3 separate regions of the Homo sapiens genome follow, and all the other regions are linked to region 2. A link is a loop called in an ENCODE intact Hi-C map of the cell type or tissue named here. Cell type or tissue: dorsolateral prefrontal cortex. All regions are shown on one strand. Region 1 has its middle 14 kb from the start of FAM110D. Region 2 has its middle 12 kb from the start of STMN1. Region 3 has its middle 17 kb from the start of PDIK1L.

Evidence for each region. A loop is a pair of places that touch in the nucleus more often than their neighbours do. Peaks named below come from ENCODE experiments on the same cell type or tissue, not always from the same donor. Only the 100,000 strongest peaks of a DNase experiment are listed, where the experiment ranks them.
Region 1: it touches region 2 in a loop (2.2-fold over the local background); 17 of 110 quality-filtered maps call a loop at or near these places.
Region 3: a loop joins it to region 2, with 2.2 times the contacts of the local background. A loop is called at or near these places in 4 of 110 quality-filtered maps.

Annotation. Positions count from the first base shown.
Region 1 is chr1:26,140,941-26,148,940 of GRCh38, reverse strand. No RefSeq gene overlaps it. Among named protein-coding and RNA genes, the nearest start is that of FAM110D, 14 kb to the left of the region's middle. In dorsolateral prefrontal cortex, CTCF peaks have their summits at 3,446 and 3,649 (motif pointing right); a DNase peak (open chromatin) is centred at 3,660; H3K4me3 peaks cover 373 bases.
Region 2 is chr1:25,890,716-25,898,715 of GRCh38, reverse strand. It overlaps a transcript of STMN1 not described here. Among named protein-coding and RNA genes, the nearest start is that of STMN1, 12 kb to the left of the region's middle. RefSeq lists enhancers at 3,036-3,085, 3,004-3,298, 7,091-7,594, 7,595-8,000, 7,606-8,000. In dorsolateral prefrontal cortex, CTCF peaks have their summits at 2,935 and 3,140 (motif pointing left); DNase peaks (open chromatin) are centred at 3,145 and 6,065; H3K4me3 peaks cover 2,415 bases; H3K27ac peaks cover 7,489 bases.
Region 3 is chr1:26,090,940-26,098,939 of GRCh38, reverse strand. No RefSeq gene overlaps it. Among named protein-coding and RNA genes, the nearest start is that of PDIK1L, 17 kb to the left of the region's middle. RefSeq lists an enhancer at 688-5,578. In dorsolateral prefrontal cortex, no CTCF peak of the experiment used is centred here; a DNase peak (open chromatin) is centred at 4,052; H3K27ac peaks cover 2,310 bases; H3K27me3 peaks cover 1,345 bases.

The DNA of each region.
Region 1 (8,000 bases), 250 kb before region 2:
CTGACTTGAATTGTCATGAAGGAGCATCTCAGCCTCTCAGCTGATTTCCAGATCTCAGCCAGTCCACAGACCTGAAGCTCTGATTGAACAGGAGGCCAGGTCCCTTAAAGAAGGACCTCACAGCACTGCCACATGTACGTACTGTAAAACTTCCCCCAAGGAAGAAGGAAGGGGCAATTCAGACCATTTAGGAAGTACTAGATGTTGGCCTTAAAGTAATGCTAGTATCTGGAAACCCAAGATTCCCATGTCCAAAACTACGGAAAAACCTCGCTCTTTCACAAACCTGTTCTGCCACTGACTTCCTCATCTCATTCAAACCTTCCCTAACTCAGCACCTGTCCAATTGCTCAGGCCAGGGCTAACCTTTTGGCTAACCTTTGACCTGTCTCTCTCTCTTTCATTCCACATCTGATACATCAGCATCTGTAGGCTGTATCTTTGAAATCCATCCAGATTTAGAGCACTCTCTCCTGCTCCACTCCTTCTGCCCTGGTCCATGCCACCGTCCCCTCTTGCCTGGGACTGTAGTCGTCTCTATTATTTTATTTTTATTTGTTGAGATGGAGTCTCACTCTGTCACCTGGGCTGGAGTGCAGTGGTTCAATTTTGGCTCACTGCGACCTCCGCCTCCCAGTTCAAGTGATTCTCATGCCTCAGCCTCCTGAGTAGCTGGAACTACAGGCACCCACCACCACACCCAGCTAATATTTGTATTTTTAGTAGATGTGAGGTTTCATCGTGTTGGCCAGGCTGGTCTCGAACTTCTGACCTCAAGTGATCCACCTGCTTTGGGCCTCCCAAAGTGCTGGGATTACAGGCGTGAGCCACCGCACCCAGCTGTGGTAGTCTCTAGTAAGTCTCTCTCTTTCTAACCTCATCCTGCATAGAGTCTATTCTCAATGCCACTCTAGATCAATTCTTTAAAAATATATCAGTCATGTCACTTCTCTGCTCAAAACTCTGAAAAAGGTTCCCCATTTCACTCGAGATAAAGACAAATCCTTAGCAGCCTGCAGGCTTCCCGTGGCCACGCCCTGTGAGCTCCCTGCCCTCCCCGCCTGCCATCCTCCCTGTCCAGATGCACATGTCTTCCTTGTCTGTTCCTCTAACACAACAACCACGCTCCACCTGGGGGCCTGTGGACTCTGCTAGGAATGCTTTTCCTTCAGTTACGTGCTTTGCTGACTCCTTCCCCTCCTTTAAGACTTGTTTTTTTAAGAGAGTCTCGCTCTGTAGCCAGGCTGGAGTGCAGTGGCGCAATCTCGGCTCACTGCAACCTCCACCTCCCGGGTTCAAGTGATTCTCCTGCCTCAGCCTCCCAAGTAGCTGGGATTACAGGTGTGCACCACCACACCCAGCTAATTTTTGTATTTACCCAATGCCATGTTTACATGGTCTTTGTTCAGGCTGGCACGGTGGCTCATGCCTATAATCCCAGCACTCTGGGGGGCCGAGGTGGGAGGATCACTTGAGCCCAGGACCTTGAGAGCAGACTGGACAATGTAGCAAGACCCCATCTCTGTTTTAAGAAAATGAAGAAAAAAAGAAAACAAAAAGATAAAGGTCTTTGCTCAGCCGATGCTTTGGAGTGAGGATTGCCCATCAGTGTCCCACTTTGGGTCAAAAGGCCAGAACTTGGTACTCTCATCTCCCTCAATCACCAGAGGTGGTCTGCCCTGGGAAGAGCATGACCTTGGGGAAGGCGGATCTCAGCAGCTGAGGCAGACCCTGAGGGAGGTGATGGCCATAGGCAGTCAGCTGCCTACTCTCCCTGCAGATGGGCAGCAGGCCCTTCCTTGGATGAGTAAAAAGAAGTACAGGAGAAGAAAAAAGGAGAAGAAGAAAGATGTACAGGAAGAAAAAAGGAGTACAGGAACCAAGGGGTGGAAGGAAGAGTGACCCCACTTACTGTTACTCCAGTGGCCCAGAGGGAGACTTTGTACTTGCCAGCCCTGCAACTCTGGGCTCTGCAGGGTTAGAGGTCCTGGTCCTACAAGGGGGCACATTTTTCCCAAAAAGATATGTATTGAAGGGCTGAGCATGGTGGCTCATGCCTGTAATCCCAGCACTTTGGGAGGCCGAGGTGGGAGGATCACTTGAGGCCAGGAGTTCAAGACCAACCTGGCCAAGATAGTAAGACCCCCATCCCCCTACCCTCAAAAAAAAAGAAAGAAAAAGAAAAACAGATCTGCATTAAATTATAACCAGTGTCTACCTCCTGGGTGCTCTGAGCTGCTTGTGTCCAGGACTAGCCATCAAGAACAGGGGTCGCTGGGTACAGTGGCTCATGCCTGTAATCCCAGCATTTTGGGAGGGTGAGGTGGATGGATCACCTGAGTTCAGGAGTTCGAGACTAGCCTGGCCAACATGGTGAAACCTTGTCTCTACTAAAAATACAAAAATTAGTCGGGTGTGGTGGCGCGCGCCTGTGGTCCCAGCTACATGGGGGCTGAGGCATGAGAATCCAGGAGGCAGAGGTTGCAGTCAGCCGAGATCACACCACTACGCTCCAGCTTGGGCAACAGAGGGAGACTCCGTCTTAAAAAAAAAAAAAAAAAAAAGAAGCAGGGTCTTGGCACCCCTGTCTTGGCATTGGCACAGGTGTTTCACCCTGATTATAAATAGGAATAAGGCTGCTCTTATACAGTGGGGGCAAGAAGGATCCCTGTGGATCCAGGGTGATCTGCTCAGGTGCTTCTTGGTGTTCCTTTGTTCCACTATAACTGCAAATGGACAGGTCATGCAACTCTGGCCTGAGAAGGGCGTGATGACCAGGGGCTCAGGCTTCTTGGGGATGAAGGTCTGGATCCCACCACCACGTGAGCCACTGAGGCCAGCAGAAGTGGCAGCTGAGGGTGAGGGGAGTCTAGAACCAATGGAGGAGGAGGGAGATGAGGGCCATCACCTGCAGCCCCAGGACGGACTGCCGTGGTGGGGGCTGTAGTTCGTCCCACTGGCGTTCCTCCACTAAGTTCCCTCTTGGGAAGAGGGCCAGAGGAATTCTGAAGGGGCTGCGCCTTCAGTGTGTATGGGCGGGTTCTTGTAGACAGCAGCTTTCAATGGTGTCCACTGCTGCCCACTAGTAGGGGGTGCAGTTAGCAGATGGCCTGCCGCTGTCACCTCCTTCAGGGTCTGCCTCAGTGGCTGAGAGCCCACTCAGCCAAGCTCCCACCCTTCCTAGGGCAGCCTGTATCTGGTGATTGAAGGAGGTGGGGTGTAAAGGTCAGGCCATTCCAGTTTAATGCAGGACACGCAGATGGACAATAGTCACTCCAGACCTTCGAGCCTGGTCGGTTGAGCTAGAGAGGCCACGCTTGCCATTCCTAGTGATCTAAAAAGGATAGGTCACTGGGAGATGGGAGTCCAAGCCTTGGCTAGTGGTGCACTGTGGGGACCTATGGTAAATTGCTTACCGTTTAAAGACTGCCCCTAACGGAAGGACTCTGAGTTTAGGTGAGCTTGGCACCATGAGGCACAGGTCACAATAATTTTGTTTCCAAAATTATCCCACCCTACCCCAGAAGATCTGCAGAAAGCAAGACCATGGGATTGGGGAGATGTGAGACTCAGATTGAGGAACGGTTTCCCCAAGGACCTCTGGAAAGCTCGTCTGATTGAGTTTGAACAAGGGTTATCCACCAGAGGGCGGGCTTCACCCTCCAAGAAGCTTTCCTGATACCACTTCGCCCACGGGCTCTTCCTGAGCTTCACTAGCATAGGGGGCCGCCCCGCTGCCTGGTCTTGCTGCGCACACCTGGACATCCTCAGAGCTGCTGTTTCACCTGGGGACTGCTCAGATGGTTGCTTACCTTGACACTGCTGCTTGTAATACCAGTTAACTGATAAGAGCAGCGATTTCTGCGTTTATATTGTTCTCTGTAGTGTATGAAACATCTTCACATACATTATTCTCATTTGGTTTGCAAAGCAACTTGAAAAAATAATTTATTATTATGGCCACTTTTCAGAAGAGGTAACTAAGGCTCATAGAAGTCAAATGGCTTCACCAGTCACAGAGTATGTTCCTGCTGCTGCTATCACTGACATTTATTAAGCACTTGCTATGTGCCAAGGATGATGTTAAGGGTTCACTTATTTAATTCTACAGTAATAAAGACAGTGAAGTGTTGACAGGCAGTGTTAATTAAATGTGTGCCAGTTTAGAAATATTATCTCTTTCTCTGATGAATGGAACTTTTATCATTAGGTAGAAACTATCTCTAGTGATGCTTTTAGCTTCAATATAGCTATTTCATCCTCATTTTTTTTTGCCAAGTATTTCTTTTTCTAAACTTTGCCAATCTATGTCCTGATATTTTAGATTTGTCTTTGTAAACAGAACATATTAATAGTGGATTTTATTCTTTTATTTAGTCTGACATCCTTTATCTTTGGAGAATTTAGCCCACTTGTAGATATTGCTATATTTTTATTTATTTCACTCATTTGTAATGTACATTCTATTTGCTGTACTTTCCCTTTCTCTTAAAAAAAAAACTACTTTTTTTTTAAGATGGTGTCTCACTCTTGTTGCCCAAGCTGGAGTGTAGTGGCGTGATTTCGGCTCACTGCAACCTCTGACTCTTGGGTTCAAGCGATTCTCCTGCCTCAGCCTCCCAAGTAGCTGGGATTACAGGCATGTGCCACCATGCCCGGCTAATTTTTGTATTTTTAGTAGATACGGGGTTTCACCATGTTGGCCTGGCTGGTCTCAAACTCCTGACCTCAAGTGATCCTCCCACCTCGGCCTCCCAAAGTGCTGGGATTACAGGTGTGAGCCACCGTACCCAGCCTAAAAAACACTTTTTTAAACATTGATTTTTTTCCCCACTGTTAGTTTGGAGGTTATTGGTTCTAGGTCTGGTTTTTTTAATGGTTATCTCAACAATTCTAACCTAATGATGAGTCTGTTTACTGAGTTTTCCATTTCAGTTAGCATAATTTTTTCATTTTCAGAAATTGTATTTGGTTCTTTTGGAAATTTACTTGCTAACACATAGTATCAAGTCCTTTCTTTCTTTCTGTCCTTCTTTTCTTTTTTTTTTTAATGAGACAGGGTCTCACTTTGTCACGTAGGCTACAGTGCAGTGGTGTGATCTCGGCTCACTGCAGCCTCCACCTCTTGGGCCCAAGCTATCCTCCTGCCTCAGGTCCCCAAGTAGCTGAGACTACCGGTGGGTGCCATGATGCCCGGCTAATTTTTGTATGTGTTGTAGAGACGGAGTTTTGCCATGTTGCCCAGGCTGGTCTGGAACTCCAGAGCTCAAATGATCTGCCCGCCTCAACCGCCCAAGTGCTAGGATTACAGGTGTGAGCCACATGCCTGGCCTATTTCCTTAAACATATTAAGCAAGATTATCTTTTATTCTGTCTGATAATTTCAATATCTTTGAAGGTCTGTTTCCACCGCCTCCCAATCCTGCTTGTTCTTTCTCATGGTCCCTTATTATCTTGTGTTCAGTTATTTTTTGTCACTAGCTGCTCATGTTGTTTGGAAATCTGTGGGAATTATTTTAGACTTGTGTTGAAGTTGAGTTTCTTCAGAGACAATTTGAAATGATTTCTGTCAATAATGTGCTAGTACTACCAACTCATATCACTTTAAATTTTAAATTCTCTGAGGATTTTAGGATTACATAGTAATATGATTTGACTTGGGATTTCATGAGAGAGCTGGCTTGAAAGTTATGAACTCTTTGTTTCTTGGAAAGTTATGAAGTTTTTTTTTTTTTTTTTTTTTTGAGATGGAGTCTTGCTCTGTCACCCAGGCTGGAGTGCAGTGGTGTGAGCTCAGTTCACTGCAAACTCTGCCTCCCGAGTTCAAGCGATTCTCCTGCCTCAGCCTCCCAAGTAGCTGGGACTACAGGTGTGCACCATCACTCCCGGCTAATTTTTGTATTTTTGGTAGAGGTGGGGTTTCACCATGTTGGCCAGGCTGGTCTTGAACTCCTGAACTCAGGTGATCCGTCTGCCTCAGCCTCCCAAAGTGCTGGGATTATAGGCATGAGCCACTGCATCCAGCCAAAAGTTATGAATTCTTTTTTTTTTTTTTTTTTGAGACAGAGTCTAGCTTTGTCACCAGGCTGGAGTGCAGTGACACAATCTCAGCTCACCGCAACCTCCGCCTCCCGGGTTCAAGCGATTCTCTTGCCTCAGCCTCCCGAGTAGCTGGGATTACAGGCACATGCCACCACACCCAGCTAATTTTTGTTTTTTTTTCAGTAGTGACAGGGTTTCGCTATGTTACCCAGGATGGTCTTGATCTCCTGACTTCATGATCCGCCCGCCTCGGCCTCCCAAAGTACTGGGATTGCAGGCTTGAGACACCGCGCCTAGCCAAAAGCTATGAATTCTTAAAGGTGATTTTATTTTCTTCTCTTTCCAGGGCCAGAGTTGATATAGGAAGATTTCATTGGACCTCCCATCTGAGCGCTATGGTTTATTTATTTATTTATTTATTTATTTATTTTCTGAGACAAAGTCTGGCTCTATTGCCCAGGCTGGAGTGCAGTGGCATGATCTTAGCGCACTGCAACCTCTGCCTCCTGGGCTCAAACCATCCTCCCACCTCAGCCTCCTGGTGGACACACGCCATCACACCCAGCTAATTTTTTATAGTTTTTGGAGAGAAGGAGTTTCATCATGTTGCCCGGGCTGGTCTCCAACTTGTAAGCTCAAGCAATCTGCCTGCCTCAGCCTCCCAAAGTGCGGGGATTACAAGCGTGAGCCACCACGCCCAGCCGATTTATTTTACCTTAGCTCTTACACTGTAGTTATGACCCTCCGGGGTCTCCTATTAAGAGTTCCCATTTTGGAGAAGCCTTGGGATTTATCTCCTGTCCCCCAGGTATCCTATGCAAACATGAAAGGAGGATGTTAAGGTCTCTGGGGTTTGGCAGGCATCCTGAGGGTTAAACACGATGTTGGTATTTACTTTCCTTTTTCCATAGTTCCTGGTTTCACTTCATTTTGGGGCTTATTTCTTACTTTCATGCAGCTCAGCAACATAATAAAAAAAATTAAAAACTTTATACAATAATTTAGTTTTTTATCATCAGAAGGATCACTCGGGTATCTAATTCATCATATTACTGGGAAATTTTTTTCTTTTTTTTGAGACGAAGTCTCACTCTTGTCCCCCAGGTTGCAGTGCAGTGGCACGATCTCGGCTCACTGCAACCTCTGCCTCCCGGGTTCAAGCGATTCTCCTGCCGCAGTCTCCCAAGTAGCTGTGATTACAGGCGCCTGCCACCACACCTGGCTAATTTTTGTATTTTTAGTAGAGACTGAGTTTCACCATGTTGACCAGGCTGGTCTTGAACTCCTGACCTCAGGTGATCCGCCCGCCTCGGCCTTCCAAAGTGCTGGGATTACAGGCATGAACCATCACACCCGGCTACTGGGAAAATATTAAAACACAGATTTCATTGTCATAACTCACATTTGTTTTATGATATTTTATAGTCTTTGCACATTTTAATTTGAGTTTCATACAGTATGGCTTGTGCATATTATGATTTATAATAATAACATAATTTAATTTTTGCAACTCATGAAGGTAGATATTATTATTCCTGTTTTACAGATGAAGAAACATAGGCTCCAAGTTTTTTTTTTTTTTTTTTTTTGAGACGGAGTCTCGCTCTGTCGCCCAGGCTGGAGTGCAGTGGCACGATCTCGGCTCACTGCAAGCTCCGCCTCCCGGGTTCATGCCATTCTCCTGCCTCAGCCTCTCCGAGTAGCTGGGACTACAGGCACCCGCCACCACGCCCAGCTAATTTTTTGTATTTTTAGTAGAGATGGGGTTTCACCGTGGTCTCCATCTCCTGACCTCGTGATCCGCCCACCTCGGCCTTCCAAAGTGCTGGGATTACAAGGTGAGCCACCGCGCCTGGCCTGGCTCCAAGTTTCAAGAGTAAAGCTAAGTGGCTCAACAGAGCCTTCAGCCATTGGTATTCATACTCCAATGTTCTTAGCCCTTGGAGGACAGGAACTGC
Region 2 (8,000 bases):
AGTTGGGGCTGTCACCAAGGAGCAGACTCCATTCCTTTTGTCTTGAATGGAAAATGAGGCTTGTCCCTTCCTGAGGATTTTGTACTTGGGCCTTATGGTTGACTGGGCTCAGTGGAGAGAGGTTTGAAGGACGTGAAGGAGGCCCTTAAATTAACATTTGACAAGCACCTAGATTGTGCTCCACACTGGCCTTTGCGCTAGGGATGGAGAAAAGATGGGGTGGGACCAGCATATCACGTGCCCATGTGAGGGGAAGGAGAGCTGTAGAATGCTTACTTACCTGAGGGTGAGGCTCTCGACCACATACTTGTACTCACCAGGGTGCTTTAGTGCTTTGGTGAAAGGAGTGACCACAGAGGGCTTTGTGGTCTGGGAAGCTTTGAGAGGAGAAAGGACATGAGCTTGTCCTTTTGGAAGTCAGATGAACCTTCCAAGCCAAACCCCAATAAAGCACTTAATTGTTAAACACTTAGTAAGCCTGTGATTGCCACGTGCACAGAGAACCTGCCATAGTTAATGGCCTTTGGCAGGCCCTCCAGGCAGGCCCCCTCCCCATTTTTTTATTCTAAGCAGTGGAGGCTCTTTGAAGGCTTTTGAATGTGGGGGGCTGCAGTGGTCAGTAACAAAACCATTTTAAGGAAGAGAAAGTGGAGGCAGGGTGAGTTGACTGGAGAGTGGCTGCCGTTCAGGCTACGGTGGCCATGGTGGCTGTTGGGGCAGCACAGGGATGAGGTGGGAGGGCCTGCTGGGCTCTGGAGCAATCCATGTGACTGACACTGCACTGAGGAACTGGGACATGTGCTCTAAACTTGGGAAGCTGGAGGAGAAAGAAATCACTCCACTTGGGAAAATGGCAGTGCTACTATTTACTGAGCACTTAACGTCCAGGCATCGTGTTCATTTTCTCCACCATAGAGAAGTGAACAGGCAGAGTAACGTACCCAAGGTCCTAAGCTAGTAGGAGAAGCTTACCCAGGCAGATCTGCTCTAAGCCCTGCACAGGAAGGGGGGCTGCTCTGACAGCTCAGCATCCCCTCGTTGCCCGGAACAATTCCCCTCTGCCTCAGACCTGCTCACAAGTCTCAGCAAATGAAAGCCCTACTATTCAGCCGTTCCCACCTCCTTAAAAAGGCAGGGCCTCTTATCCTTGCATGCCTTGGAGTGAGGTCTCATCCCCCACCCCCAGCACCTTTATAAAGGTGCTCCTGTCTACTCTGTATCATTCTCCCAGTGGAGAATTCTGATTTTCAGTGATGTTTTAGCTGTCCCGGTAAACCTGTGCACCCAGATGACAGTTTGGCTACCTTACTGCGAATTCATTTGTTTGAATCACTGTTAAATGTGGTTCATTTAGGAATACAGAAGATAAAGGCCAAATTTTTTCTTTTCTTTTTTTTTTTTTTTCGAGACAGTCTTGCTCTGTTGCCCAGGCTGGAGTGCAGTGGCACGATCTTGGCTCACTGCAACCTCCGCCTCCCCAGTTCAAGCGATTCTCCTGCCTCAGCCTCCCAAGTAGCTGGGATTACAGGCGTGCACCACCGTGCCTGGCTAATTTTTGTATTCTTAGTAGAGACAGGGTTTCACCACGTTGGCCAGGCTGGTCTTGAACTCTTGACCTCATGATCTGCCTGCCTCAGCCTCCCAAAGTGCTGGCATTACAGGCATGAGCCACCGCGCCTGGCAAGGCCAAGTTTCTTATAGAAAAGCTTCCCCCTTTGGATGGAGGTTGGACTTAGATGCCCTAGAAGTTCCCTTCCAAATCCAAGACTGATTCTCTACAGGGTTGGATTGCAGACCACCTGAGATCAGAGACCATGTCATAGACACAGAGCTGAACTCCAAGGACCCAGACACATTGCTGGTGAGCCAAGTCTCTTGACACTTGCCTCCTCCCTTTTTGCCCAGGTGAAACGAAGGTCCAAAATGTCCCTGTGGCTGAGGCCTCTGCCAGCAGAAGCTGGTATTCTGTACTTAAGGGCGTAGGAAAGGGTTTCTGACTTGTTTCGTACATGCACTTAGATTTTTAAAACTTAGTTGTAGGGTTTGATGAGCTCCAAAATGCAGCAGCTTCATGGAAGGGCTCTGGTTCATAGTTAGAAAGGCCTGGCCTGCTTCCATCGTGGCCAAGAGCAGAGCAGTACCTGCCCAGTCCTTGGGCACCATATCCTACTGAGACAAGTAGGCTGCTGAAATTGGATCCATAGGAAGAAAAAACAGACAGGAAATGAGCCAGCTACCTCATAGCAGCCATCTCAGCAGAAAAGGACTGAGCCTCTCCTGGGCCTGGAGCTTCCAATCCCTGTGGCCTCCTGCTCCCCTCACTGGCAGAAAGCCCCAGTATTCACTGGGATGGGGAAGTCCCCATGCTAAGCCTAGCCTCCCCTCTTCCCTGCTCTCACAGCTCTCTATTTAATAGCAGCAACTAATAATTATTTGCATTGTCTCAGTGAATCCCCAGAACAGCCCTATGAGGTTATCATGGCCATTCCATAGGCGAGAAGTAAGGCAACTGGACCTAGATTAGGGGATTTACCTAAAATGACAACTAGCAAGCAGTAGAGTCAGGACTCAAACCCAGACTTTTAACCCCCATGCTGTACTGCAACTCCTCATGTATCACAAGTGTTACTCATTAATTCAAGTGTCTCCCCAGCTAGAACACAGGGTCCCTGAAAACAGGGACTCCTCCTGTCACATTCACCACTGGATCTCCTGGCTCGTGGTGGGAGGTTAATGTGCTGGATTAAATAATGATGAGTGGGTGGGTGACTCCCACGGTCTACCTCAGGGCACTGGCTTTGTCCTCATCCTTTGCGGACCCCATGTGGAGTAAACCCGATTTTCTAGAAGCAAATGAAGGGTCTGCACCAGCTTTGCAGATGGCTCTGAGGTGCACAATCCTTAATGGAATCCTCCTGGATCCGAACGCACAAACTGGTGGCCTGCAGCCAATGTTGAACCATAGGCATGTTGCATTCAGCCCATGCTGTGTTTTAAATTGTTGAATTAGCTGACAATTCCATGTGAAAATCTGATTTCAAGCTTATCTTGAAAAAAGCTGACAGATCTGGCAACCCTGGGCTTGCAGTCCCACCCAGCGGCCGTCAGCGGACTCTGGGCAGTTGCTGCCCCCTTGAGGCGGGACTTGTGTTCTGCAGCTCTCCATCCCCTTGGGCCCACCCACTTCTGTCTTTCGCTGGATCCGCCCTGCCCCTGCTGGAGGCCCAGCATTTGCAGTCCCTGACACAGAGACTAGTAACTCCATCACTCCAAGTCAGCCAAACTGTTTTTTAGATCAAAAGTCCAGTCAGTATAAAAGGACGTGTAATAGCCTGTAATCCCAGCACTTTGGGAGACCGAGGCGGGCAGATCACGAGGTCAGGAAATTGAGACCATCCTGGCTAACACGGTGAAACCCCGTCTCTACTAAAAATACAAAAACAAGATTAGCCGGGCGTGGTGGCGGGTGCCTGTAGTCCCAGCTACTCGGGAGGCTGAGGCAGGAGAATGGTATGAACCCGGGAGGTAGAGGTTGCAGTGAGCATAGATCACGCCACCGCACTCCAGTCTGGGCAACAGAGCGATACTGTGTCTCAAAAAAAAAAAAAAAAAAAAAGACGTATAATAAAAGTGAATCTCCCTCCCTCCCAGGTCACCTAGCTGTCTCCCGTGTCTCCTTCCAGAGATGTACTGTACCTCTAAGCCCAGTCACCAAACACTTGCTGGCACCTCTATGGGCCAGACACCAGCTGGGTATCAGGATCACATGGTACTTTTTCAAAATATGAGACTCAGGACCCTCAGACCTTTGGAGGTAGAATTTCTAAAATTGGAGCCAGCCTGTTGCTGGGTGTGGTGGTACACACCTGTAATCCCAGCACTTTGGGAGGCCGAGGAGGGAGGATCACTTGAGGCCAGGAGTTAGAGACCAGCCTTATTTATTTAGAGACATAGCAAGATTCTGTCTCTAAATAATTAAAAAATGAAAGTAAATAAAAAAATAAAATTGGAGCCCCAGTGTCTAGAATTTTTTTCAGACAGGGTCTCTCTCTTTGTCACCCAGGCCGGAGTGCAGTGGTGCAAACACAGCTCACTGCAGCCTCAACATCCTTGGCTCAAGCAATCCTCCAACCTCAATTTCCAGAGTAGCTTGGACTATAGGTGCATGCCACAATGGCCGGCTAATTTTCGTATTTTTTGTAGAGACAAGATTTCACCATGTTGCCCAGGCCGGTCTCGAACTCCTGAGCTCAAGCAATCCACCAGCCTCAACTTCCCAGAGTGCTGCGATTACAGGCATGGGCCATCGTGTCTGGCCTAGATTTTTTTTTTTAAGCCAGCGTTTCTGTTGCTCACCTAGGCAGAGACCCCTCAGGATGCAACATCTAAACACCATTGCCATCTCTCCAGTCCCCAACAGCCTGGTGGAGATGGGCCTGCAGCTGCACCCATCACAGCCCCTGCTCACAGTGTGCAGACTGTACCCTGCACAGGAGATCCCACTGAGGAGATGTGGGGCCTGAAATCCAGTCATACCCTACAACCAAGGCACACAGTACATTCCCTCATCTTCCCAGGAACAGGCACCACTTCCTAATTTACCATGTTACCCATTCAATACAAATACAGGGAGACCTGTGCTCTCCTCTGCTGTGGGACACAGATAGGGGCTCCTCAGGATGCAGGCCCAGGATGAATTCCTGTAGGAGATAATGCTTGGGTCAAGTTTGGTTTAGGGAATAGAAGCAAAGAAGTCACCTCTCTACTTTTTACCTCCCCAATCCAGGCTACCCCACCCCATGACTCCCTGTGGTTATCAGGGACATCACCATTCTCCTGGCCACTGACAGGGACACTTTAATAACAGTACACATTGGCCAGGCGCAGTGGCTCACACCTGTCATCCCAGCACTTTGGGAGGCCAAGGTGGGCGGATCACCTGAGGTCAGGAGTTTGAGACCGGCTTGGCCAACATGGTGAAACCCCGTCTCTGCTAAAAATACAAAAATTAGCCAGGCGTGATGGCGGGTGCCTGTAATCCCAGCTGCTTGGGAGGCTGAGGCAAGAGAATGGCTTGAACCTAGGAGGCGGAGGTTGCAGTGAGCCGAGTTCACACCATCGCAGTCCAGCCTGGTCAACAAGAACAAGACTGTGTCTCAAAAAAATAAATAAAAACCACTGTACATCAACAAGGCCCTTGGGGACAGCTGGGGCATAAGTAGGTGTCAGCCATACATCAGAGCAGTGTGCCTGCCCTGAGCTGCTTGGGGTTGACCAGCCTGGTGTCCAGAAATGCCTGCTGGAGGGAGTCGTGGTACAGGAACCTTGTGCTCTTAGAAGGTCTCCTGAGAGGCCCTGTAAAGCCAGAGTCCCTCTTAGCAGCTCAGATCAGTGCTATCAAAGTATAGCTCGGGGATTGCTGCCAGCATACAAACTTTTACTGGTCTGCAGCGAGATAAGTACAGAAATTGAAAGTAAGCATTTAGAAACTTTTATAACAATTTTACAAGGTCTTGTCAAATGTTATTAAAACAAAGCTGAGGCTGGAATTTCACCTTTTTCATTTCGTTTTTTTCAATTTAAACAAATTGTAGTAAAATATAGATAATATAAATGTACCATTTTAGCCATTTTTGAGCGTACAATTTAGTAGCAGTAAGTGCTTTCACAATATTGTGTAACCACTAGTATTATATAGTATATATTTTTAAAATTTTACAGAAGTATTAAGTTAGCAGCAGATTAAACATTTTTTTCTTAAATTGAGCTTGAGAAGCGCTGGCCTAAATGGTAACCTGTGGGGAAGCCTTGATGGTTTGGAGGCTCCTAATTGAGTCCATTGCTTGGCTTTTTTCCCCAAATCACGGAGTGGAGTTAGGTCCCAGAGAATGGTGTTGGCTGAGGCCCAGGCTCCCACCCGGGCTAGAAAACTGGGCAGATGGGCACCACCCTTGAAGGGAGGCCAGCCAGGCACTGCAAAGCCTGGGGTAGTGCTGTCCCGTGTGCCCGGGCCAGGAAGGCTAGATGAGAGGCCCGGGGGCGTTTGGTTTAGAGGCCCAGCAGGCTTTCCTTCTGACTCAGTGTAGGGAGGCGGTTGTTTAGAATCTCAAGAATCTCAGCTCCAGCTGGGAGGGGACCCTCAGCGGCTCAGCGGCTCAGCCGTGGTGGCATCTACCCTCCCTGTTTAAAGAAGGAATCTGAGGTAAGAGAGAAAGAACTGGTTCAAGCTTGCAACCAGTTAGTGATGTAGTAGTGATGGTCTCAAATACAGGCCTTTTAATTCCTAGGCAGAGGCAGGGCAGAGATTTTATTTAAAAAAAAAAAAAAAAAAAAAAGTCTTGCTCTGTCTCCCAGGCTGGAATGCAGTGGCGCAATCTCGGCTCACTGCAACCTCCGCCTCCTGGGTTTAAGCAATTCTTCTGCCTCAGCCTCCCAAGTAGCTGGGATTGCAGGCACCCCACCACCATGCCCAGCTAATTTTTGTATTTTTAGTAGAGACGAGGTTTTGCCATGTTGGCCAGGCTAGTCTCGAACTCGACCTCAGGTGATTCGCCCACCTCGGCCTCCCGAAGTGCTGGGATTACAGGCGTGAGCCACAGCACCTGGCCTAATTTATTTTTAATTTTAATTTTTAAATTTTTCTCAGACTTTAGTGAGCATAAGAATGGGCAGAGATTTTTAGAGTCACACAGAATAGTATTCCGGTTCTGGCTCTAAGAGCTTTTCAGGGGGCTTGGGCACCCATACCCTCATCTGTAAACTGCAGAGACCCCCTCGCAGGCTGCATGAGTATTGAGCCCAGTGCTGAAATGCCCAGCACAGGGCTGGCCCCTCCCTGCCCAGTGTTCCTCCTGCCAGCTTCATGGGTCTCCCCAGCCTGCCATTTCCCCCTCATTGTGTGTGTTGGTGGTGGGGGGTGGCGGGGTGCAGATGAAGGCAGATCCTCTTCCCCAGAATGAGGAGAGCAGGGGGCTCACAGCCTGCTGCACTGGCCCACCTCCACAGCCCTGTCCCCACTGGCCGCCTCTCTGTACTTGCCTCTGCCAACTCTCTGGGTCTTTGGCCTTTCTTTCCAAGATGCAGAACGTTTGTAAAACGAAGGGGTTGGACCAGAAGAACTCAGAAGTCCATTTTGAGAAGGGGAAGCTAAAGTTCAGATGCCTTAAAGTTCTGTGTCTTTTCTAGGAGGTCCAAACTCCCAGCATATCTGACTGGGCTGCCCCCAGGGGACTGGGACATCTGCTTTTGTGTCACCTGGCTCCATCATTTCTCCCTCCTCTCTTTTCTTTCTCTTACATGACTGAAGTTGTTTGAGCTCTTAAACAATTTGCCGTGCATTGTATAGGCATTTTACATAATCCATCTGAATTTTTTTTTTTTTTTTAAGATGGAGTTTTGCTCTTGTTGCCCAAGCTGGAGTGCAATGGCATGATCTCGGCTCACTGCAACCTCTGCCTCCTGGGTTCAAGCAATTATCCTGCCTTAGCCTCCTGCAGCTGGGATTACAGGTGCCTGCCACCATGCCCGGCAAATTTTTGTATTTTTAGTAGAGATGGGGTTTCACCATGTTGGTCAGGCTGGTCTTGAACTCCTGACCTCAGGTGATCCAGCCACCTCGGCCTCCCAAAGTGCTGGGATTACAGACATGAGCTGCTGTGCCCGGCCCCGATTGAATCCTTAAAACAACCTTGTGAAGTAAATACTATTCTTTTTTATCCCATTTTATAGATGAGGAAACTGAGGTTCAGAGAGGGTCAGGTCACTCATCCACTGCTAATTAGAGGCAGAGCCAGCAGGCTGCTTGCTCTCTCAATGCCATTTTCCAGATGGCGGGGGTCCCATTCTGGCTTGAATTCATGGGGCTCAATATGGCAGTGCCTGTGCTCACCTCTTCTTTCCAGTTTTTTCCAAATGGTCTCTGACTCAGTCCCTGGATACGCTCGCCTAGCAGGATCTCCTGGGCTGCTGGGTGTGTCCCGTAGACCCTGGCCGACCTACGG
Region 3 (8,000 bases), 200 kb before region 2:
TTTTATTTTTATTTTTTTTTGAGGTAGGGTCTTGCTCTTTGCCCAGGCTGTAGTACAGTGACACGATCGCAGTCCACTGCAGCCTTGACTTCCTGGGCTCAAGCGATCCTCCCATCTCAGCTTCCCAAGTAGCTGAGACCACAGGTGCATGCAACCATACCCAGCTAATTATTTGTTTATTTACTTATGTGGAGACATAGTCTTGCTATGTTGCCCAAGCTAAACTTGAACTCCTGGCCTCAAGTGATCCTCCTGCCTTGGCCTCCCAAAGTGTTGGGATTGTAGTTATGAGCCAACACATTCAACTAAGTAGAGACTTTAAACACGCTCATATGTCCAGTTTAAAAGATCACTCTAGGCTGGGTGAGGCGGCTCACACCTGTAATTCCAGCACTTTAGGAGGCCAAGGCAGACAGATCATTTGAGGTCAGGAGTTTGAGACCAGCCTGGCCAACATGGTGAAACTCTGTCTCTACTAAAAGTACAAAAATTAGTCAGGCATGGTGGCACATGCCTGTAATTCCATCTACTCAGGAGGCTGAGGCATGAGAATCACTTGAACCCGAGAGATGGAGATTGCAGTGAGCCGAGATTGTGCCACTGCACTCCAGCCTGGGCAATAGAGTGAAACTCAGTCTCAAAAAACAAAAACAAAAAAAGATCACTCTAGCTGGCAGATGGAGACTGGATCAAGAGTGGGCAAGAGGGCAAGGAGAGATGAATTGCAAAGGTTTAGGCAAGAGATGATAGTGGTCTGGACCAGGCTGTGAATGAGGCGATGGGAAGAAATAGATTTAAGGGCAGGTGGGAGATTGCACAGGATCTGGTGTTTGGAAGTTTGGGGTGGGAAGGAGGAATAGCCAAGGAACTGCTGAACTTAAGGAAAACTTACTGCTCCTTATAGGCTCAGAGCTGAGGAGGTCTTTTGAGCTGAAGATAAGGGTGCCCTCTCTACACATTCCAGGGCTTCCTTCTCTGCTTTCTGACTCAGACTGAGACACCAAGAAATTTTCTGTTGATCATTTGGCTTCCCCTGTGGCTTTCTAACAAGGGGAGGACACACCAGTCTTTTGATATACTCACATTCTTGCATACTTGACAGATAAATTTATCTTTATAAACTCACAGATTGTTATCTGCTTTATGATTGAGTCAGACTCTTTTGGTTCATTATTGTTAGCCCAAGGGTGGATCCTCTCTTAATGTAAACAAAAAGTTAGAGTTTTGACATTGTAAAGTTGAGGCCCAAACTCCCTATTATGGCAACTTCAACAAGAGAGTCTTGTGGATCTTTCTCAAGGCGTTCAGACTTCTCGTGGAGACACCCTTCCAGACCACTGTATTATATGTGAGTATTCAAGCTCAAACAGGGATAGGGAGGTAGACAATTGAGTTGAGCTGGACACTGTAGGGATGCGCTGCACCCATAGCTTGCCCCTCCAGTTACATTCACTGTGGGTGCCACACACTCTTTCAGGAAAGCAATCTGTCGGTATTTACCAAGACGCTTTCAGTAGTCAGTCCTGCTTCTGAGAGTCTATAGCCTAAGGAAGTGATTTAAAATGTGACATTCAATGTAGCATTATTATTATTATTTTTGAGATGGAGTCCCGCTTTGCCGCTCAAGCTGGAGCGCAGTGGCGTGATCTCAGCTCGCTGTAACCTCCGCCTCCCAGATTCAAGCGATTCTCCTGCCTTAGCCTCCTGAATAGCTAGAATTACAGGCGCGTGCCACCATGCCTGGCTTTTTTTTTTTTTTTTTTTTGTATTTTTAGTAGAGACAGAGTTTCACCATGTTAGCCAGGCTGGTCTCAAACTCCCGATCTCAGGTGATTCATCTGCCTCAGCCTCCCAAAGTGCTGGGATTACAGGCGTGAGCCATCGCGCCTGGCCCAAGGTAGCGTTATTGATAACAGTGAGAAACTAAAAGTAAAACGTGTCCAACAACATATCCATAGGATAGAATATTCTGCAGCCATTAGAAAATGGACATTCTCAAAAGAGTGGATCTTGTTCTTAAACAGGTGAAACTAATCTATGTTGATAGAAGCCAGAAGGTTACATGAGGGGAAGAAAAGTAGTTATTGACTGGGAAGGTGAGGAAATCTTCTGGAGCACTGGAAATGTTCTGTATCTTGAGATGGGTGGTGGTTACATGGGTGACTACACACATGAACATTCACTGAACTTCACATTTCACATGTGTGCACTCTACTGTATGAAATTAGGCCTCAGTTTAAAAGAATGAGTTCTAAGACCATGTAGCAATCAATGCCCAGCGGGAAATGTCACCAAGCCCTTGAGAGAAGGGCTTTGTCTGTTCTGTTCCTGGAGAAAAAGGGCTTTGTTCTGTTGGCTGCTGTATACTCAGAGCTTAGAACAATGCTTGGTGCATAGTAGACCCTCAACAAAAACCTACTGAATTATTATAGAAAATGCTTAGGATAAAACGTTAAATGAAAAAAAAGTCCCAAAGTTACACAACTCTTTTTATTTATTTTTTTCTTTGGATGCAGAGTCTCACTCTGTCACCCACGCTGGAGTGCAATGGCGCAATCTTGGCTCACTGCAACCTCCGCCTCCCTGGTTCAAGTGATTCTCCTGCCTCAGCCTCCCAAGTAGCTGGGATTACAGGCTTGTACCACCACACCCAGCTAACTTTTGTAGTGGAGAGGGGGTTTTGTCATGTTAGCCAGGCTGGTCTCAAACTCTTGGTTTCAAGTAATCCTCCCACCTCAGCCTCCCAAAGTGCTGAGATTACAGGCGTGAGCCACCATGCCCAGCCAAAGTTTTACAACTTTTAAGCGTATGATGGTTACGATGTTATAAAAATGATGAACAGGAAAAAATCTAAAGGAAATAGAGTGAAATGGGGTTGGTGGTTGTGCTGAGTGGTGTAGGTATAGGAGACAGTTTTTTATTTTATTTTATTTTATTTTATTTTATTTTATTTTATTTTATTTATTTTTTGAGACGGAGTCTCACTCTGTCCTCCAGGCTGGAGTGCAGTGGCGCGATCTTGGCTCAGTGCAACCACCGCCTCCCAGGTTCAAGCGATTCTCCTGCCTCAGCCTCCCGAGTAGCTGGGATTACAGGCATGTGCCACTGCTCCGGGCTAATTTTTTTGTATTTTTAGTAGAAATGGGGTTTCACCATGTTAGCCAGGATGGTCTCAATCTCCTGACTTCGTGATCCACCTGCCTTGGCCTCCCAAAGTGCTGGGATTACAGGCATGAACCACCGCGTCTGGCCAGGGGACTGTTTTTGAAAATTTCTTTGATGGATGCCTTCTCTCCATTCTATCCATGATTCTGTATGTAACTTCATTTGGAAACAGCAGCTAACACTGAGAGAGTGCTTATTCTGTGCCAGGCTTCACACTTACAGAAATATCTACTTTACATTTATCAACTCATTGCATTTTTGCAAAAATCTTATGAAGTAGTTATTTATCCCTATCTTACAGACAGAGAAACTGAGGCACAGAGAGGTTAAGGAACCTGCCCAAGGTTAGGCAGCATTAAGTGGCGGCCCTGGGAGGGTGGCCGCCCAGCAGGAATCTTGCTCCAGGGGCTGCAGGCTTAACCATTATGCCTCACTGCCACTCAGATGCCAAGGTGCAAAGCCTAAATTTGAGGCCTCTGTGACTGAGAGCCTCGGACAAATGGGCTGCTCTGCTCTCCTCCCGCTGTGATTTTCCCTATTTCCTGGGAGACTCCAAATGTCAAGCACCTGAAAGGAGGGGAGGAGCGATGGATGGAGAACCAGGGACCAGAGGAGAGGAGGTGGGCAGAGGTGGAAAGGCCCTGCCTGCTCCAAGCACAACCTCACCTTCCCTGGGCAGAAACAGATGTTCCTGTTACCCGATTCCTCGCTTTAGAAGCCTGGGGAGGGCCCTTCTCCCAGGCTGGCCCTGCCCCTGCCCCCTGGGGCCATCACGAGGCCTGGGCCAACAGCCCTGATCTTGCTGTTCATCCACCGGAAAGGCGGCTTCCTGGAAGCTCGTCCCCTCCCTCTCTGCCGCATCCTAGTCCACTCTGTTCCTGGAAGTTGAAGAAACCAGGCACAGAACTTCCCTTGCGCACCAGCCAGCCGGAGCAGCGTGCCTCCCTCTGGCTCTCACCACCCACTAGGGGGGAGAAGACGAGGGTTTGGTTCTGCTGGAGGATAGGATTTGAGTTTCTCTCTGCGGCTCACTTGCTGTGCGTCCTGCGGCAAATTACTTGACCTCTCACAAGCCTCAGTTGTTTCATATATGAAATGGAGATACTAAAAGTACCTGAAGGGATGGCTGTAGGATTGAATGCAACAATGTGGGTGACGCATTTGGCACGGTGGCCTGGCACCTTACAGCACTCAAAACAGGGTAGCTATGGTTACTATTATTATCCTGCCACCCTCATTCTCTTCAGGGGCACTGAGGGGTTGGAGAGATGGCTGAGAAGGCATGCAGATGCCTTGGCTCCAGTAGGAAACGCCTTTCTTATCAGCATAGACGTCAGAGTCTGTCAGAGTCGAGTTATTAATACCCAGCCAGCCCACCAGCTTTGCATTTAGCATTCCGAGGTGGAGAGGTGGGGAGGGGAGGGCTAGGAAACAGGTGGCCAGGGCAGGAGAAGGAGCCGCTGGCCTCCCTTGCCATGGGAGCAGTCCTTCCCAGCCCCAGCAGGCAGTACTTGGCGCCTTCTCTGCCAGACACCCTCCACCTGCACTCTAAGGTCTGGGAAGGTGTGAAATTCCTGCATGAAGTCAAACGCCAGGCTGTCATCTCCTCAGTCCCCTACGGGCACAGCACTGTCCTTCCAGGGATCCAAAGCCCAAAAGAGCAGCGCTCCCAGAAGGAACAGATCCAGGCATGGAACAGAGGACCCTCAAAACTGGAAGGGGGCTTAAAGGACTCCCATCTGCCTTGGGGGTTTAGACACAGCGTCTGGACTCAGGCAGACCTGAGTGATGGGGAAAATCTACATCCTTCAGCCTGTTTCCTCAGCGGTTAACTGGGAATAATACTAAGTTTGAACCCTTTGTTTGAAATGTTTGTTCCTCGGTGCAGTAAAGAAATAGCACTTGGACATAAATTTAATTTATTTAGTAAGGCCATTTTTACTTCACACTCTCCAGCAGTTCTGCCACGAGAGTACACCGAACAAAGGAGACAGGGTCATTTATAACCTGATGCGTCCACCCTACTGCTGTGTCCGGTTTCCATTGGCTGGAACCTGACCTCACATTCTGTATTTGTCCCTATTGGCTAGAGACTTACAACTTTTTAAAAGAGGCAAAGGTAGAGGGGAACAAAGGAAGGAGGAAGTAACTTATGGAATGCTGAGAAAGGTAAAAACACTTTTAAATAAGGAAGAGGAACAGGCTATGACCTAATGCTTGCTTGGACCAGTATAAGCATGCCAGGGCAAATATTTAGGCTAAATTGTGGAAGCTAAGAACATAAAGTATATTGATTTCTTTATTATGGCTAGCAGATATTTAAGAATGTTAGCACAGGTCTTTGAATAAATTTTGCTTCTAAGAGAAGTTACTATTTATTCCTAATTAGATGGGGAGGAAAGTCTTTGAAGAGGAACCTCTACTTTACTTTTTACACCTTCCATGTATGAAAGGAAAATAAGATCTTGGGACCCCCAACTCACGGTGCCAAAAGGGAAAGTTAAGTTTGGAAACTGAGTCACACATAAACAATTGCCTTTCCTTCTCTTCTTAAATAGGTATCTCCCCAGGTGACCTCCCTCACCCTGACAATGTAAATGAGCATCTTATCTTGATGGGTATGGGACAAGAGGAGACTAGAAATAGTCCCACCGCCCACCCCAGAGGAATGCGTATTTGACTTCTTCCTCTGCTGTGTGTTTATCTTATGTAAAGTGTAGATTTACTGAGCACGTTGAGCATGAGAGGAATACATAATTTTTGTTTGTTTGTTTGTTTGTTTTTGAGATGGAGTCTTACTCTGTTGCGCAGGCTGGAGTGCGGTGGTGCGATCTCGGCTCACTACAACCTGCACCTCCCGGGTTCAAGTGATTCTCCTGCCTCAGCCTCCCGAGTAGCTGGGATTACAGGCATGCGCCACCATGCCCCACTAATTTTTGTATTTTTAGTAGAGACAGGGTTCACCATGTTGGCCAGGCTGGTCCCGAACCTCTGATCTCAGGTGATCCGCCCATCTCGCCCTCCCAAAGTGCTAGGATTACAGGCATGAGCCACTACACTCGCACCCAGCCGGAATACAGACTGTTCCTCTACCCCCTCCTTTTCACATGCAACATGTGGATTCAGTGAGGGCTCAGCAAAGCCTCAGAACAATGTAACCAGACTTGTCTCATTTTTTCTACCCTCCCTTTTTTTTTCTTTCCTCCTTCCTCTCCAGCTCAACGTTGGGAAAATAAACCTCTAAACTGATGGAGACCTGTCTTAGACACTCTTCTCGGTTTACACATGCAATAGGAACATTTTCATTTGGCTGTTGAAAGGACAAATGAAATAATTCCTAAAAGCACAGGGATTAGCGTACAGCAAGTGTCTGGGAAGTAGTGGGTGTTGGTATCCCAACTCCTCATTTTACACACAACTTCCCATTTTGTTCTTCCCCAGGGAAGCCGTGGCAGATCTTAAGGAACAAAGATCTTCCAGGAATTTTTCATTCTTCCACCTGAGCTAACAAATTATACCAGACAATGCTTCTTTGTTTTCTTAAAACAAAGAAAAAATATTTTAAAAATTGATTTAAAAAAAGTAATACCCTTTATTTTTTACAGCAGTTTTTAGGTTCACAGCAAAATCGAGAGGAAGGTACAGAGATACCCCATAGAGCCCTGGCCCCTACACATGCACAGCCTCCCCGACTATCAACATCCCCCACAAGAGCGGTACCTTGGTTTTTTTGTTTTTGTGTTTTTTGAGACAGTCTCGCTCTGTCGCCCAGGCTGGAGTGCAGTAGCCCAATCTCGGCTCATTGCCACCTCCCCCTCCCAGGTTCAAGCGATTCTCCTGTCTCAGCCTCCCAAGTAGCTGGGATTACAGACACCCACCACCACGCCCGGCTAAATTTTGTATTTTTAGTAGAGACAACGTTTTGCACGGTGGCCAGTGTGGTCTTGAATTTCTGACCTTAGGTGATCAGAGCGGTACCTTTGTTACAATTGATAAACCTATGTGGACACAGCACTATCACCCCAACCCAGAGTTTACATTAATGGTCACTCGGTGTTGTACATTCTTGGAGTTTGGACAAATGTATAGTGACATGTATTTACCACTTCAGTACCATACAGACTAATTTCACTCCCATAAAAATCCTCTGTGCTCTGCCAATTCATCCCTTCCTCCCTGCTTACCACTGACCACTAATTTTTTTTTTTTCTTTTTTTGAGATAAGAGTCTCACTCGCTCTGTCGCCCAGGCTGGAGTGCAGTGGCATGATCTTGGCTCACTGCAACCTCTGCCTCCTGGGTTCAAACAACTGTCCTGCTTCAGCCTCCTGAGTAGCTGGGATTACAGGCGTGTGCCACCATGCCTGGCTAATTTTTGTATTTTTTAGTAGAGATGGGGTTTCACATGTTGGCCAGGCTGGTCTTAAACTCCTGAGCTCAAGTAATCCATCTGCCTCGGCCTCCCAAAGTGCTGGGATTACAGACGTGAGCTACCGCACCTGGCCAATCACTAATTTTTTAATTGTCTCCATAGTTTTACCTTTTCCAGAATGTCATATAGTTGGAATCATACAGTATGTCAGCCTTTTCAGATGGTCTTCTTTCACTTAATTATATGCATTTAAGTTTCCTCTATGTCTTTCCATCACTTGTTAGCTCGTTTCTTTTTAGTGCAGAGTACTATTCCACTGTCTGGATGTACCACAGTTTATTTATCCATTCACCTGCTGAAGAACACCTTGGTTGCTTCCAAGTTTTGGCAATTATGAATAAAGCTGCTATAAACATTCCTGTGTAAGTTTTTGTGTGAACATAAGTTTTCAGCTCTTTTGAGTA